Linked DNA regions of Homo sapiens: region 1 is linked to region 2. Evidence: read pairs that join two places in POLR2A ChIA-PET (ENCODE). Cell type or tissue: OCI-LY7. All regions are shown on one strand. Each heading gives the region's core, and the rest is flanking DNA. Links, peaks and the distances in the headings are about the cores only. Region 1 overlaps LOC124903145 (a long non-coding RNA gene). Region 2 holds the start of LOC107984577 (a long non-coding RNA gene).

Region 1 (8,982 bases), core at 2,282-7,281, 120 kb after region 2:
GTTACCAGACTGGAGCCCTCCATTGGCACCCTGCCCTCTCTAGGCCACTGGATCACCACCACCTTTGCCTGCTGTCAGAGCTAAGAGACCCACTTGGGCATCTGCTGTATTTGCAGAATTGTATCAGTCACACGGTTCATTTATTCAGCCATGGGTGCATGCATTCACTTACTTACAACCTATATCTCTATGAGTGCCTCCACATGTCTATCACTGTGCAGTTCCCTGGAGACACAAAACTGAGTAAGGCATAATGCCTGCCTTAAGGGGGAAAGAGTCACACAAACACAGTTTTGCTTTTTTTTTTGAGATGGAGTCTCTCTCTGTTGCCCAGGCTGGAGAGGCGTGATCTCGGCTCACTGCAAGCTCCAGCCTCCCAGGTTCATGCCATTCTCCTGCCTCAGCCTCCTGAGTAGCTGTGACTACAGGTGCCTGCCACCATGCCTGGCTAATTTTTTGTGTATTTTGAGTAAAGATGGGGTTTCATCATGTTAGCCAGGATGGTCTCGATCTCCTGACCTCATGATCCTCCCGCCTTGGCCTCCCAAAGTGCGGGGATTACAGGCATGAGCCACCGCGCCCAGCCACAAACACGGTTTTTAAACAATGCAGAACTGCAGTATTAGAGCAATGCCTAAGGTCTTATTTTTATTTTATCCCTTCTCCTGCAAACATGCGATTCTCTTTTCCTCCTATGGGTCTGCCAAAGGCGAAAATAAGAATACCAACCACCTGATACAAAAGGACAATTATTACTTTGACCAAAAGGATATCTGCTGCAAGAGAAATACTCTAGACATCAGTGGAGTGGTAGGGTAGTGCAGCAGGTAGGGGCTCCAGGGCCTGCTGGGGCTTTGCTGCACATTTTGGGGTGCAGCAGCTAGGAAGGAAACACAGAAGTGGGTGCTCCAATGATGAGGTGACACCTAGATATATAAGTCCTGATCTTCATAAGTTCAATGGTTTTTTTTCTTATCTTGTTTCTCAGGAGGGGCGAAGGGAGGTGAGCTTTATAGATTTTGTAGAAGAGGGCAGTCCCACAAAATGCCTCCTGACTTCTTATTCATTGTTCAGCTCAAACGTGTGATATTTTCTGAGCTTGAACTGGCAGTGGGGCAGGTGGGGAGGGTAAATTCAGCTGTGAGCTGCACACTCAAGGGCAGCAGAAACAACCGGGCATTGGCCTTGTCAATGACCTTCACAAGCAGGTGTCCAAGGAAGGTGGTGAAGTATTATTCAGTATTATTTAGACTAGAAGGTTCTTAGAGAGGAACATCTCTTGTTTATTGGCCTAAAAAAAATTAACATGCAGCAAGATTGACCTTGGGTGTGTGTAGAATTCTACGCCTTTTAATGAGTGTAGAGAATCAGGTTGCAGAACAGCTTCATCACACCAAAATGTCTTCATGCTGTCCCATTTTAATCACACCCTCATCCCACCCCGAACCCTAGCAACCACTGATCTATTCTCTGTTGCCAAATTTTTATTTTTGAAATTGCTATATAAATGAAATCATTACAGTACATAACCTTTTGAGTCTAGTTTCTTTCACACGAGGTAACTGTCTGTAGATCTTTCTTTAGTAATTCTTCTACAGCACGACTGCTGCCAAAAATTCTCTTATTTTTCATGTATCTGATAATGTTCTTATTCCACCTTCATTCCTGAAGGATATTTTCTTAGAATATAGAATTCTAGGGTGACAATTTTTTTTCTTTCAGCATTTTATCATCTTGCCTCCAATTGTTTTAGATGAGAATTCCACAGTCATTTAATTGTTCCTCTATAAATAGTGTGTTGGTTTTCTCTGACTGTTTTAATATTTTCGGGGCTGGTTTTAGTTCTTAGCAGTTTCATTAGAATGTTTGGGCATAGGTTCCTCTGGGTTTGTCCTGTTTGGAGTTCACTGAATTTCTATAGGTTTGTGCTTTTTGCCAAATTTGGGAAGTTTCCAGTCTTTATTTTTTGAGTATTTTTCTGTACCACACTTTTTCCTGTCCTTTTGGAGCTCTGATGACACAAATATTAGGCTTTTGGGGAATTGTTTCACAGGACCCTGAAGTTCTGGGTGGTTTTTAATTTTTTTTTTAATTTTTACTTTTCTCAATCTTTATTCTCTTTGCTAAAGCTTTCTAGAGTGTTGGTTCTTACTTCTTAGAGCACTTTTATAAAAGTCGCTTTAATTTCTTGTCAAATAACTATCACATTTGTGTTTTCTTCATATTGACATCCATTGATTGTCTTTTCTCTCATGAGTTGAGATTTTCCTGGTTCACATGGCGACTAGTTTTGAAGCATATCATGAGCATTTTGAATATTATATTATGAGACACTAGGTCTTGTTTCAATCTGTACAGGTTTGTTCATTTACTTATGTTTTTTTAGCAGGCAATTGACACAATTGGTTTAGACTGCAAGTTCTGATCAGCTTTCTGTGGTTGTGGTTGCAATGTCAGTTCTATTTTCAAAGTCACTGTGGTCCTGTTCACGTTTCTCCTGGGTGCCTATTATTTCATGGTCAGGATGGGACCTAGATAGCGATGTAGCTGTTAATTCAGTTCTCAAAGTCTCTGTTATGATGTTTGTGATCAAATCCAAGAATGCACAGCTCAAGGGTGTGCCCACAAGCCAGCAAATAACTGTCTGGGTTCGTTTTCCCAAGCTCCTTTCTCTCTACCATCTCCCTGGCACTTTCCAGTTTCCCAGGATTCACCTTTTTGGCTATCCATCCAGAAAACTGGAGCCTTATCACCCTGCTCTTCTGTGCACTCACTGTGACTCTGCCCTGTCCAGGACCAAGTGGTGGGAGCCCAGAGAAAAGAAAAAGCATGGTCTTGGGACCATGATTCCTTTGACTGAAGAGGAAGGTCCCGCTTCGACAGCATATTCTGTGCTGTGGGCCTTCCATGCTGTGGCTGCCACTGCCAGAAGACTCTTCTCTCACCTTGAGTCTGAACTAGAAGGTTTATGCTGGAACCCTCCCTGTCACAAAGGCTGCCTTGAGTCCTGTCCAGGGAATACAGAGGGTAAACATGGTAAATCCACAGTCAATTGGTGATACTTTTGAATTCTGGTTTTCTCCCACAATCTACCTGCTACTGTTTACTTTTTCAAGAGTTCTCAAGCAGCTGCACCAAGCATTCTGTCCAGGTGTTATAGATATATTCTATGGGAGAACCAGAACCAAAACCTGTTCCTGGATTTTTGCAGAGCCATTTCCCCAGTATCTCCTTGGTCTGAGATCTGGGGACATTTTCCAGGTTGCAAAGGTAGAATGGATACATCATCCTGAGAGTTTATGATGGCAATTGTTAAATATGTGAGTTTGTATGTTCATGTGTATATGAGTATTTATTAAGTACTGAAAATAGACATTGCAGGTGAATTCAGGCAATATGAAAGCTACAAAGGGGAACCAAATCCTTGTTTCCAAACTGGAGTGGTGGTCACCTCCTCATGTTCCTAAACCACTGCAGAGGGGAAGAGAGCTTTTTCCACCTGTTCAGCAGATACAGTACTGTAGGTAACAGCTTGCCAGCAGACCTATTGTTCTATTGGGCAAATATAATATTCTAGCCATGGAGCTGTCAGCTCTGCATCAACTTGCAGGTACCATCGAAACCTTTTTTTCTTTTCCTTTTATTCATTTCTTCTTCCTGCCCCTTGTTATGGAGCAATGTGATGTTAGGACACACATGATTAGATCTAGGTAACAGAAAGTGATGGGTGGAGTGTTGATGAAAAGGAATGAGGTTCTTACGTGTTGTAAATGTTGTGATCCAGGCTGGGGCAATCTTTAGGTTGGGGGTGGGAGTTGCAGTGCAGAAAACCCTTGATTGATAAAGATATAGATGTGCTTGCCAATGTCACCCAAGGGATAAACAGCTTGCCCGCCATAAAATCTCATTAGTCCTGCCAGGTGAATGAAGAAATGTAAAGATGTGTGGCCCCAGTCTAACTAAAGCCATCATCTCAAGAATGTCTCAGCAGTGTGTTATGGGTCTGTTTGAAGATTTCAATTTACCTGTAGTAGGTTTGCTTTCTTTCTTTCCACTAGAGGAAAACATTCAGCTTGTTTTATTGTTTTGGATTCATTTTCAGAGGACCAAAAATATCATAGCCCTCTCTCCAAAAAAAAAAAAAAAAAAAGTAAAAATACCAACCGTTTGACTGTCCTCCCCAGCACACACACAATCTTAAAGGAGATTTCAGTTTGTGCAACAATGGGTCACTTTTGTGGATGTACAAGTTGAATGAGATAGTTGTGAATTCATTTGTGGTGGAAAAACATGCTGAGAATTTGAAAATGTCTCTGAAGAAAAGACATTGTATTATATTTTCCTTTTTGACATATTTGGTGAGTATAAGAAACATCATCAATTCTTTCAACAAATGTTTACTAGGAACCTCTGAATGCACGGTCAGTGTTAGGAGCTACAAGAGATGTAGAGGATACACCAAGAGCAAGGGCCTTACTCTCTCAGAGCTTCCAATCTGCCTGTAAAGACGATATAGTTGTAGGTGGTGTTGTCTGAGTGTTCACTCAGTTGCCAGGTCAGAAAGCTTGGCCAAGCTTCAGCTTCACTGGTTCCTCACTTCCCATATTCAATTGGTTGCCAAGTCATCTTGATCCTATTTCCAAAATGCTTCTCAAATTTACTTGGTTTCCCTCCTCCTACTGCTGCTGCAACTCTATCAGGCTTTCACTTACTTCAATTGCCCAGATCATAGCAATTTCCTTCTAACCAACCTCCAATCAAGTCATGTATCTGGTCATGACTTTTCCCTATTCAAAATTTTTTCATGGTTCTTTATTATGTCCAGAATAAGGCCCACAGCTCCTTAGCACATACATTATTCTGGTCCAAACTTCCTCTTTCATGTCTGTCTTCCACTGGACCTGTAACATGAGGTGCTCTCTGAGAAGACCACGGATTTGCCCACTCCTATGCCTTTGTTCTTGTTATTCTTCTGCTTATAGTCCTCTCCTTTTTTTTTTTCTGCCAAGCAAAATCAAACTTGTTCTTCAATACAAGGTCAAATGCTGCTTCTTCAGTGTGGCCAGTCACCGGTTATAGCTCCCATTTCTAGGCTCCTGTAGAACTTTGTTTAGGTATCATTTATTCATACATTCATTTGATGTATTCATTAAGTAATACTTTATTACTGGGCAATAGACTAGCTGCTGAGAATGCAAAGGTAAGACATCATTCCTGGCCTCAAGGGACTTAGTCTAGTGGGGAGATGAATTTGAACATAATAAGCATATGCAATGAGAAAAGATAGTGGTTATAATGGATGTGTGGACAAAGGTGTGTGTGTGTCTATGGGAGGTCCAGCAGAAGCAGCCACTAAATCTGCCTAGAGGAACTTCCATAGGACACAGCATTTGAGCTGAGGCTTGGTGGTCGGTTAGGGTTTTCCTGGTAGACAAGTAGAGGCAGGAGATTTCAGGTAGAAGAGCACAGCGAAGGCACTGAACCATGCAGAGCAAGGCACCCGAAGAAGGAGAGTCCACATTCACAGGTGCAAAGCGTGAGGGCAGCTGTAAGGTTTGTAAGGCAGCATACAAGACAGATGCCGAAGCAGAGGCTGTGTGACTCCATCCAGAGACGATGACCAGGGAGGGGTTCCTGCAATGTGTGGGAGGTTAGACTAACTGCTGGGATTAGATTCCAGGAACAAAAGCATCTCAGAAATATGTGTGCTTAAAAAAAATGTAGATAAGGGCTGGGCGTGGTGGCTCACGCCTGTTATCCAAGCACTTTGAGAGGCCAAGGTGGGAGGATCACCTGAGGTCAGGAGTTCAAGACCAGCCTGGCCAACATGGTGAAACCCCACCTCTACTAAAAATACAAAAATTAACTGGGCATGGTGGCAAGCGCCTATAATCCCAGCTACTCGGGAGGCTGAGGCAGGGAGAACTGCTTGAACCTGGGAGGCGGAGGTTGCAGTGAGCTGAGATTGCCCCACTGCATTCCAGCCTGGGTATCAGGGAGAGACTCCGTCTCAAAAAGAAAAAAAAAAAAAAGTAGATAAGTCTGTTGGAACCATTTTTAATTTAAAGGGTACTCTCGCTCCCCCAAATGACAGCAGTACTAATCATATAGCAACATATTTGTTTCTGAGTGCTTAGACCAATATGTGAATTAAATTAATTCTTCCCACTCTTTTTCACTACCTTCTCTTTATCTTCTTTCTTCCTTTCCTGGGAATTACTGTAAGATAGTACTTATGGTATATATTTAACTGATGTTGAATTTTGACTGGAAATAGTAAGTCTAAAATCTAAAAATAATTAGAGGAATATTCCATACCTATTACTATAAAAATCAACTAAATCTATCTTATTTTTAGCCATGTGACTCTTCATTATGTTTCTGCTTCCCACCCGATGTGGACTACGGCTCACACACAGGCGTGCACACACACAGAGCTTCCCCGTTGCCGATATAAAACACAATTGCTAGATTCCTAGCCCCATCCCCACTGATTTGGGAGGAGGCAGGTGAAGCTCAAGAATGTCTAACACAGGCTCCCAGGTGACGCCCAGGCTGCCAATCCGGAGACCACTCTTTGAATCACATTTCTCTACGTGCTGCTATCTCCATTATTAAACTCTAAACATATGGATTAGAGAACACTAATCCATATGTTACTTGCTGAGTTGAAAGGCATTTTAAGAGGTTATCTAGACTAATCATCACTTTGAGCTACTATCCAAGGCTACTCCAATGAGGTGCCAAGTAAATGCAGTTAAATGTAGTTTCAAGTCCCCGTCCTCATAGAGATAGAACTTGGTTGTTCTGGGTATCACATTTTGTTAATCTTGCATAAGAAACAATCCCGTGACACAGTATATGTTATCACGCATATAACAAATGACACATGAACTTCCAAACCACAGTAGTTAATGCCTGGGGACAAAGGTAACTGGCTAATTGAGCTTCTTTAACTTGACTTTCAAATAATTGCCACCTCTCTGTATCCTCAACCATTAAACCTATTTATTTTTCTCATGAACTTTACTGAGGACTGATTTAGGTACAATAAGTTGCACCCATTTAAAGTGTACACCAGTCTAACTTTTAAAACTACTAAATTACTAATGACTTATTAATTTAAAATTATTCATCAATATGAGTAAAAATATTTTTAGAAAGCCTACACAACTGGAAAATACTACATGCTTTTAGAAGGAGGGAGACATATGATTTTCTATTTTTGGAATCTATCGGGTACACATGATAGAAAGGCAAGTGGGAGTAAATGGAAATCAGGATGAGACTGTCCACAAGGACCTTGGAAAACCTTGGAGGTGCATCTGGCATCTGGTGCTCCTGAACTTGGCTTGGTGTGCTCAGATAGCAAAGGCTGCTCTGGGAGGATTTGGGCTGTGAGAATGGAGCGAAGGGGATGAGTCTTTGTCATGCTTTCACGGCTGTCTGTCACTTCCTTTATGTTCCCAATGTCCCCACCCTGGTAGGCCCCGTCTGAGTTATACCTAGATTATTATTAAAAACCATCAGCGTTTCTCCTTGACTCCTGTCTCTCCCCATATAAACCTATATTGCATCTGTGTTTATGCCACTTTCCAACTAACAAAACTTCAGAGACTCTCAGGGTGAAGTCAGAATCTTCCCTCTGGCATTTGAACCCCTCAACTGCATAACCTGTGCCTCATCCACCGATGTCACCTAATTTCAGAGGCAAATCACCTGCGGCAGATGAACGGCTCTGTTGACTTGCTCTTACCTTCATGTCTTCCTGCCTGCTGGAAAATCCCTTCATTTTCCTTACCTTTATTTCATGGTCCAAATGAAGTTCTCTATCAACTTCATGCACACAATGGAGACTTGATTCCCTCAGAATTCCCTCTCCCCATTTTTCTAGTTCTCACCTTCTGAACTACTCGTTTTATACATAATCATGAACTGCTTTGGATTTGTGTTTAATAGTTCATGGGCATATGTTCTGTCTCTCAAGTGGAATATAAACTGCTTGAAGGTCAGGGACCATGCTGTGGAATACTTCTTGGATTTTAGGATTGTTAAGTAATTACAGTAATAAAAAAGATACCTTAATGTATAACTAAATGTCTTGAGACTTTCCACATAAATCCATGAATCTGAAAACAATCTTTTGTTAGACCATGTATCTTGTTTTTTTTATTTTAAAAATATGCTATTTTTATAGGCACTAAGGGAATGCAGAGTAGTGACAATAATGATGAACATTTATTGTGTTTTTACTGAGTGTTGTGCACTTTCCTCAGTGCTATGCTGTGCCTTAATCCTCCTGACAACACACAGAGACTGGTGCTATTATTATCCCCATTCTATAGCCACGGAAACTAAGGCACAAAGGGTGAAGTCATTGGCAAGGTCAGAAAGCCAAACTTGAGGGAGCTGGGCCTGGTGCCCACCAGCTTAACCACAGCACACACTGCAACTCATTCATACGAGAAACACACGAAATGTAGGCTGTGTTGAGAAATAAATAGCAGAATTGTAATTAGGGGCCAGAGGAAAAGGGTGTGAAGACCATGTCAAGATTTATGCCTGTGAGATGGTGAGTAGGAACATGTCCTCTCTGTAATGAAGGTGTTATATTCTAATAAACGCAGGAGAAGGAAGAGTTCATTATCGGTAGGATCTATTTTTAGATCCTTTTTCTTATGTCATTACGAAGAAAATATAAAGTCTCCCATTTGATTGCTCTGTATATGACAGGTCTGATCTTTTTTTTTTTTTTAAGATTCTCTATCTAAACTGTATTTTCCTGAGTGTTTCCATTAAAAATCTCCTTTTCAAGCCCAGCAAATGTTTAATCTTTTCTACTTTAATAGCTGGAAATTCTCCCTTGGGGGTCGTAAGCTCTTTAAATATTTTTAGGTTGCCAGATTTCTTCTGTCGGCTCTCCAGGAAGCCAATTTTGTTCCTAAGAGTAGTCCAGCTCTGTCCTTTGCACACTCACTGCAT
Region 2 (8,982 bases), core at 1,439-6,438:
CTGAGGCAGGCAGATCACCTGAGGTCAGGAGTTCGAGACCAGCCTGACTAACATGGTGAAACCCCATCTCTACTGAAAATACAAAAAATTAGCCGGGCGTGGTGGCGTATGCCTGTAATCCCAGCTACTCAGGAGGCTGGGGCAGGAGAATCACTTGAACCTGGGAGGCAGAGGTTGCAGTGAGCTGAGATCGTGCCATCACACTCCAGCCTGGGTGACAAGAGCAAAACTCCATCTCCCACAACACCTCCAGCATAAAAACAAAACAAAACAAACAAAAAACAAAAACAAAAAAACAAGGTAGTGGGAAGGAAGTCAAAACACAACTCAAATTGCATAATTGTGCCTTTGTTCAAGTGATGTGGTAACATTTATTTTTCTAGTAAGATTGTCAGTTCCAGAAGGGCCAGAACTCCTGTCTTTTGACTGTTCTATCACCTGTGTAGGTGCTCATAAATAAGTGCTTCTTGAGTGAACTCGTCTTCTACTCTGTGACAAATCACAAATTCTAACATGTTGGCTCTAATAGCAAACAAGATACAAGTCATCTCCAAAAACCTAGGTTGGCATATAGCCTGCTACCCAGTTGCCTAGAGGGATTTGGTATAATGCTAGCAAGAAATGGTGATATTTCATTACAATTACAGAAGAAAACATTATGAACTCAGATCTTGGAAAGAACGGACACTAATATGCCCAATGAATATAATTTTCACAGTATGTCCAGGTGTGGATGTCTGTATTAGAAACAATTGTCACTTTTGCTGAGTGTGGTGGTGTGTGTCTATAGTCCCAGCTACTTGGGAGGCTGAGGCAGAAGGATTGCTTAAGCCCAGGAGTTCCAGGATGTAGTGCACAATGACTGTGCCTGTGAATAGCCACTGTACTCCATCCTCGGCAACACAGTGAGACCCCATCTCTAAAAAAAGAAAAGAAATGAAATGACTGTCACTTTTGACAAGCTTTTAAACTTTCAACTAATTTTCTTCTTAAAATATTTAGGTTTAGAGAACACTTGCTTTCAGAGTGAAGTCCTTCAGTTCCATTAACACATAAATTTCATTAATGTCATGAAATCGTCCTTATAAAGGTCTGAATTCTTTCTAAATACAACAGACTACATTGGATCTGTCTGAAAGTCAAATGTGTTGAATTGAACTGAGTCTCAAACTTATCTTAACCACGTTACAGGTGAAAATCTTCTAAATGATTATGCTTGTTACACTATTGTAACTTTCTAGTTACCCTATAATTTTACTTTCTTTTTTTTTTTTCCTTTTTTTCTTTTTGAGACAGAGTTTCACTCTTGTGGCCCAGGCTGAGTGCAATGGTGCAGTCTCGGCTCACTGCAACCTCCGCCTCCTGGGTTCAAGCGATTCTCCTGCCTCAGCCTCCCGAGTAGCTGGGATTACAGGTGCCCGCCACCATGCCTGGCTAATTTTTGTATTTTTAGTAGAGACGGGGCTTCACCATGTTGGCCAGGCTGGTCTCGAACTCCTGACCTCAGGTGATCCGCCCGCCTCGGCCTCCCAAAGTGCTGGGATTACAGGCATGAGCCACTGCGCCCAGCCCCTAATTTTACTTTCTTTAAATGACATGAAATTACATTAAATAGTGACAAGTGGCAGACATCATCAAAAGAAACAGTGAAGACCATTAATATTTTGTCAGACTCTATGCAGTGGGTTGGAAAATACATAAACCCAGGGAGGATGAATTTCTTTACCCTCAAATAGATCCAATTCCTTCCCGTAGGTCGAAGACAACATCTCCAAAGGTAAAAATGAGAAACCCAACAACTACTTGATTGATGAGTAGGCAGCCTGCTAGTAGGGGACTCCTTCACTCATTTACAAATGAGCTGGGCATTGTACTCGGCCCTGCAGATGCAGAGGTAAACAAAACAGACCCATTGCCTCCCTCACAAAGTTTCTAGGAGCTTAGATTTTCACGGAGAAGACAAAACAATGAACAAGCACACACATACCTAAGACAGATCATTTCAGGTGCTGCGCAGGCCCACAAAGATAACACAACAGGGTAATGTGACAGGGGTGAGTTCGAGAGTCTGGAAAGGCCTTTCCAAGGAGAGAATAAGAGTAAGTTCGTTCCCTTTCAAACTGTATTCGTCATTCTGCCTGCTGACTCTATTTCGGTTGGCTTGGTCGAGGACTGGTGGCTGATTAATGTTCAATGACCCACGGGGACAGCCCAGGCCGACAGTTCCTCAAGACCCTGCAGGTCAACGTTTCGCAACTTCCCAAGCCTCTCCCTGCTCCAGAACGAGCCTGACTCCGCTCCCAGTTTTTCCGGTAATCTCCTCACCGCTCCGCTGCTGCATTTTACGCACGCCCTCCAGGGAGCGGTCCTCGGCGTCCAGCTCTCAGGATGTGGAGAGCTGCAAATAGCACCGACAGCTGCAGCTGGAGGTAGCCGCCCGGGAAGCCAGCCAGCTGCTGCCACCACAGGGGCCAGGGCCGGCCGCGGGCCTCCGCACGCCCTTGTGAGCAGCTCAGCGGAACCCTCGACGAGGCGGGCCGACTCGCCAGTGCAAATTACGGCTTTTATTTCCTTCTGGGTGCACACGTGGGGAGGGAGGGAGCTTGGGGAAGGAGAGTGTGCGCCCTTCAACGTTTGCCACTTCTCTTCAAAACTGCCTGGGAAGTAGGTCGGCACCAATAGTCACCTCATTTGCACAAACAGGGACACTGAGGTGAAGGAAGTGACTGCACCGCCTGAACAGAGCCGAGTGACAGGGAAGCAGGAATCCATCCAGTCTCTGTGCTCCTGGAGCCTGGCCTTTTCCTTCCGGTTTTCTTAGTGCTTTTACAGTATCTCCTGACCATTTCCCCCCTGCTACGTGCAGAAGACTCACCTTCTCTGGCCACACTCCTCAACGAGAAAATATGAGGATTACTTACAGAGCCCCACTGGAAATTTGTCTTTAAAGAAGGAAGCCTAGGCCGGGTGTCGTGGCTCACGCCTGTAATCCCAGCACTTTGGGAGGCCGAGGTGGGCAGATCTCCTGAGGTCAGGAATTCGAGACCAGCCTGGCCAACAAGGTGAAACTCTGTCTCTACTAAAAATACAAAAATTAGCTGGGTGTGGTGATGCACACCTGTAATCCCAGTTACTCGGGAGGCTGAGACAGGAGAATCACTTGAACTGGTGGGGCGGAGGTTGCAGTGAGCCGAGATATCGCCCCACTGCACTCAAGCCTGGGGGACAGAGGGAGACTGTCTCAAAAAAAAAAAAAAAAAAGGGCCGGGCGCGGTGGCTCACGCCTGTAATCCCAGCACTTTGGGAGGCCGAGGCGGGCAGATCACTTGAGCTCAGGAGTTCAAGACCAGCCTGGCCAATATGGTGAAACCCCCTCTCTACTAAAAATAAAAAATTAGCTGGGCGTGGAGGCAGGCGCCTGTAATCCCAGCTACTTGGGAGGCTAAGACAGAGTGGGACTCTGTCAAAAAAAAAAAAAAAAAGATTCAGACATGAGACCGTGAAACTGACTACAGTCACTATTGCACTGTTTATAGATGTTGCCAGACAGAAAGCCCCAAAGCAGCAGCAGCATAGTACCTTCCTAACACTTGGATTGGGAAATCTAGATTTTAGTAAAATAACTGGTGATACTTACAGAAGAAATGTTGGAGTTAGAGTATGCCATCAAAAAAAAAAAAGGAATCCTAGCCTGAAAGGTATTTAAAAATGCATTCCCTTGCCCTGCCACACACAGCGGGGAACAGGGATGGGGCCCCAGTCCGTGTGCAAACCCAGGCACACCTTCCCCAAAGGGAAGTGGAAAGGTGACAGGAGGGAAGCTGAAGCAAGGATGTCTTGTTCTTCCTGACGGTGTCCCGCATTTGCTGAGTGGGTGCACTCTTGCATGGGTGTAAGTTCTGCAGGACACAGGCGGCTCTCCAGGCAGCACTGACGGGGCTGATGCTTGGCACTTTGGGGCCTATTCTTCCACGAGGACATGGATTCGCTTCCTTGGGGTTCAGCCTGGTGTGGAAAGGAGTACCGGACCCGCTCAACGCCGCAGAAACTGGGACCCTGAGCACACACCCTAGGTCCAGTCTCCTATGGGAAATGGCCTGACAGGGTATGGGACAGAGCGGCCACTGCTTCCTCTGAGCGAGACAAACTTCTCTCCTGAGGCTATAGGGCTGAATGAAGAAAGTAGACTGCTGAGGTAGGCCCCATTCCCCTGATGATCAGGCAGGGTCCCGGGGGAGCTTCTCAGGGCAGTTTTAGCTCCTCTCTCAGCTTTTAATGCAAAAAAGAGAGACAAAACCTGATTGAGAAATGAGCGTAGAGCAGCAGAGCTGTACACAGGAAACTGGTGCAAATGACCGTGACATTGTAGTGTATTTTCATCTTTCTTCTTTTCATTTTTGTTCTGCAACAAAAAATTGTAATGTTTATAGTTTAAATGTTAAGAATTTAGCTGGTGGGCCAGATGCAATGGTTCACACCTATCATCCCAGAACCTTGGGAGGCTGAGGTGGGAGGATTGCTTGAGGCTAGGAGTTTGAGACCAGCCTGGGCAACAAAGTCAGATCTCCATCTCTACAAAAATTTTTTTGAAAAATAGCTGGGCATGATGGTGCACGCCTGTAGTCCCAGCTACTCAGGAGGCTGAGGTTGGAGGATCGTTTGAGCTCAGAAGTTCGAGGTTGCAGTGAGCTATGATCAGGCCACTGCACTCCAGCCTGGGCAACAGAGCAAGACTGTCAAAACAACAACAACAAAATAATTCAGCTGGTATTCAGTAACACATGATACTTAAGTGGTCTGCCTAAAAAAATAAAATAAAATAAAAATACAACCTTTTTAAACAAACAACCCATACAGGTTGACAGGTCAACACTGAAGACTATGAAATCACAAGATTTGCAGTGAATGAGAAGCACAATTATATTCTTCTTCTTTTTCAGTTAAATTTGAAACACGCTTCAGCAAATATGTATGTGTCTTCCAGGTGGATGTTGCATTTCAGGTTTCCTTTCTGTTGCCTACAGTGCTTTAAGTCTGCTAGAAATTCCCTTGAGAGAGAAGGAGATGTTAATGCAGAATATTAAGTCCTCTGCCTATCACATCCATAAAGCCACGCCTACCTCTCTCCCAGGGGCATGAGAAATTGCTTTCGCGTGCTATTTGGAGAGGCCTTGGCGTCCAGAAACAAAGAAAACCAAGAAACAAAGAAAAGTGATACAAACCAATGCCCTCAAGACATAAGATAAGGAAGTACAAAGACCTAAAGAAGCACTGAGTTTTAAGTCACTGGTTTTAAAAAATAATTCAAGTTAAAGCTTTGGAGTCACTGCATTTGTGACGACTCTCACTTGACCACTTGCTAGTATGGGTATCCTTGGGCAAGTACCCAGCCTCCTGTGCCTCAATTTCTCCATTTGTCAAATGGGCACAACAATCCTACTGACTTTATAAGGTTTCACTGGTATGTGTGAGAATTTAATAAAATAATCCATGGAAAATGCCTGCCATTATGCTTGGCATTTGGTGACAGCTTAATAAATCGTTAGCTATTGCTTTCTTTTCTTTTTCTTTTTTTTTTTTTTTTTTTTTTTGAGATGGGATCTCGCCATGTTGCCCAGGCTGGTCTTGAATTCCTGATCTCAAGGAATTTCTTGAATTCTGAACATTGGAATCATCCAGGGGATTGATGCCTGGGTTCACCCAATGGATTCTGATTGACTTGGTCTGGGTGTGGCTTGGGCTTTGGAAGTTTTAAAAGCATTCCTGGGGATTCTTAATGCTCAGCCAAGTTTGGAAACTAATGCTTTTTGGTGTCACCCTAACCAAAAAGGCAAAGCAGATGTTTATAGTTTAGATCAAATTAAGGCAGTATGTATTTTGAGCTAATAATTTGACTCACTTTACTGCATTAACCACTCAAATTAGCCAAACAACTATTTTTTTCACTGAATTTATAAGTTTTGGCTGATTTGACTAATAAATTAAGCAAAAAGTTTGATTCCTTAAAATCATATGGCCACAAGCTCAAGTAAATTAAATTCATTGGGAACCAGCTATGATTGTAGGTATTTTGAACCATTATGATACATTAGGTATGCATTATTTATTTTATTTTTATTTTTATTTTCATTTTTGAGATGGAGTCTCTCTCTATTGCCCAGGCTGGAGTGCAATGGCGCGATCTCAGCTTACTGCAACCTCTGCCTCCCAGGTTCAAGTGATTCTCACTGCCTTAGCTTCCTGAGTAGCTGGGATTACAGACACGCACCACCACGCCTGGCTAATTTTTGTATTTTTAGTAGAGATGGGGTTTCACCATGTTGGCCAGGCTGGTCTCCTGACCTCGTGATCCGCCCACCTCAGCCTCCCAAAGTGCTGGGATTACAGGTGTGAGCCACCACGCCTGGCCTTAGGTAATGGATATTCCATTAACATGCTGATAGTTTTAGATTTATTTGATCAGTTCATCCAGTACAAACTTGATTCTTCAAACTAATATAGCTACAGTCTAAAGGAAATTGAATTTGTTGGGGACCACCTAGGCTTTTCAGTGTAATTTAGAATATAAATTACTATAGGAATACGCATTATTTTATTCCTGCACATTTGCCAACAAAGTGGATGTTAAATCAAAATGCTATTGTTGGAATGAAACTGATGCTGCCTTGTCCTTTGATCTCATTCTGGGGACTTTTGAAGGTGTGTAGGCTGCTATTGGATTTGTACAGCACTATTGGTTTATTACTAACCACCTCTTTTAAAAATTAATGAGCCTGTTGGTTAACTTAGTGCTTCAGGTCACACTGATCCATCAGATGAATCACAAGTGAGGTAGCACTCTCAGGCTCTATCAACTTCCTGCCAACATTTTCCGTTAGAGGCATGAAATGCTAGATTAGAAAAAGGCCCTGGCCCTTGTTGCCCAGAGTTCTGCATCTGGCCACGGACCTGGGGCATCAGGTGCCACTTTAACTAGTTGAGCAGAGCAAACCTTTCTGCGATGTATCCATAGTTGGACAAAACAGAAGCAACCACTTGTCTCCAGACTCTAAAATATAAAACAGTAATCGGGCAATTATATGTGTATGGTTTATTTTCTCCACTGCAGAATAAGTTATTTGTTTATTAGGTATGTATTTATAAGGGGCAAAAAAATGACATCACTAGAACATGGGGAGCATACAAAAGTTATTTTAATTTCCTCTTTTTTTTTTTTTGAGACAGTCTTTCTCTGTCATCCAGACTGCAGTGCAGTGGTGTGATCTCGGCTCACTGCAAGCTCCGCCTCCCAGTTCAAGAGATCCTTGTGTCTCAGCCTCCAGCTGGGACTACAGGTGTGCGCCACCATGCCTGGCTAATTTTTTTGTATTTTTAGTAGAGATGGGGTTTCACCATGTTGGTTAGGCTGGTCTCGAACTCCTTACCTCAAGTGATTTGCCCACCTCGGCCTCCCAAAGTGCTGGGATTACAGGCGTGAGCCACCATGCCTGGCCTAATTTTCTCCTTTTATGAAAAAAGGAGTTTTGGCTAAAGATTGAGTTTTTTAAAACTTTAGCTAATGGTGGTCAAAAAGGTAGAAAGGGAACTAGTATTTAGTCAATGTCTATTATGTGCAAGTAAGCTCTTTCAGTGCATAATTTTCTTCCTTCCTTCCTTCCTTCCTTCCTTCCTTCCTTTCTTTCTTTCTTTCTTTCTTTCTTTCTTTCTTTCTTTCTTTCTTTCTTTCTTTTTCTTTCTTTCTTCCTTTCTTCCTTTCTTTGTAGAGACAAGGTCTTGCCATATTGCTCAGGCTGGTCTTGAACTCCTGGCCTCAAGTGATCTGATCCTCCCACCTTGGCCTCCCAAAGTGTTGGGATTAGAGACATGAGCGACTGTGCCTGGCCCATAATCTCCTTTAATCCTTACAACTCCTCAAATAGATTCAGTCCCAATTCATAGACAGGATAACTGAGGTTCAGGGAGGTAAAGTAATTTGCCCAAGGTTGCATGGTGTGAAGTCACAAAAGTGGGATTTGAGCTCAAGTTAGTCTGCCCTGGGCCCTATGATCTATCCATTATATCTCAGGGTGACCAACCATCCTGGTTTGCCTAGGACTGAGGGATTTCCCGGAAGGTGAGACTTTGTTTTTAAACCATGACAGTCCTGGAAAGCCAGGAGGACTTGATCCCTCTACTTGGTAACCAGAGGTCACTGCTTCCTTAGCAAGCTAGGGAGATTCCAGGCCCTAGGTCAGTGTCTGATGGGAAGGACACACAGGAGGTCTGGATCTCTCACTTATTTCAGGATTAATGTACCCAACCATGCTACATTCCCACTGGAGAAAGCAAGTTAATGGCACTTCCAGACAAATTACGCACTATATCCTTAGATCATGTAGGTCAAGGGTCAGCAAACCTTTCCTGTAAGGTTCATTTTCAGTCTGCAACTTAGGTCTTCAGTGTTGTGAGTTGTAGGGTCTCTATCACAACTGCTCAGCTCCACCATAGTAGTTGGAAGCAGCCATCGGCAATCCAAAAAGAGCGAGCCTGGCTGTACTCTAAGCAACTTACAGTTACCCAAACTGGAGGCGGGCTGGATTTGGCCCACAGATAGTTTGCCAAACCCTGATGTATGTTATTAATAAAGAATCCTTTGCATAGATAATGTATTTTTGAAGAAGAATTATTTCTGGAAGTTACTTTAATTGGGGTACGGCCAGTGGGCAGTTAGGAGCTCTCTTTTGAACTAACCTATTCATCAATTAGCCATTCCTACTATTTTCTTTTCTTTTTTTTTTGAGACAGGGTCTCACTTTATCACCCAAGCTGGAGTGCAGTGGCACCATTACCACCCACTGCAGGCTTGACCTCCCAGGCTCAAGCGATTCTCCTGTCTCAGCCTCCCAAGTAGCTGGGACTACAGGTGCCAGCCACCACACCTAGCTACTTTATATATTTTTTGTAGAGACAGGGTTTCACCATGTTGCCCAGCCTGGTCTCTAA

What was found. ChIA-PET counts read pairs that join two places held together with the same protein. Peaks named below come from ENCODE experiments on the same cell type or tissue, not always from the same donor. Only the 100,000 strongest peaks of a DNase experiment are listed, where the experiment ranks them.
Region 1: POLR2A ChIA-PET joins it to region 2 with 11 read pairs; 3 of 35 experiments call an interaction of 5 or more read pairs at or near these places.

The regions. Positions count from the first base shown.
Region 1 is chr13:30,319,339-30,328,320 of GRCh38, reverse strand. The region is part of intron 1 of LOC124903145 (a long non-coding RNA gene); the gene reads right to left. LINC00427 (long intergenic non-protein coding RNA 427) reads left to right here and starts at 8,418. Exons shown (of 2, transcript NR_186618.1): 1 at 8,418-8,572. In OCI-LY7, for the core only: no CTCF peak of the experiment used is centred there; no DNase peak of the experiment used is centred there.
Region 2 is chr13:30,439,302-30,448,283 of GRCh38, reverse strand. LOC107984577 (a long non-coding RNA gene) reads right to left here and starts at 2,539. Exons shown (of 2, transcript XR_001749803.2): 1 at 1,988-2,539; 2 at 1-919. RefSeq lists enhancers at 2,178-2,357, 1,767-2,652 and a silencer at 3,119-3,310. In OCI-LY7, for the core only: no CTCF peak of the experiment used is centred there; DNase peaks (open chromatin) are centred at 2,483, 4,233, 4,593, 5,103 and 2 weaker places; H3K4me3 peaks cover 4,712 bases; H3K27ac peaks cover 5,000 bases.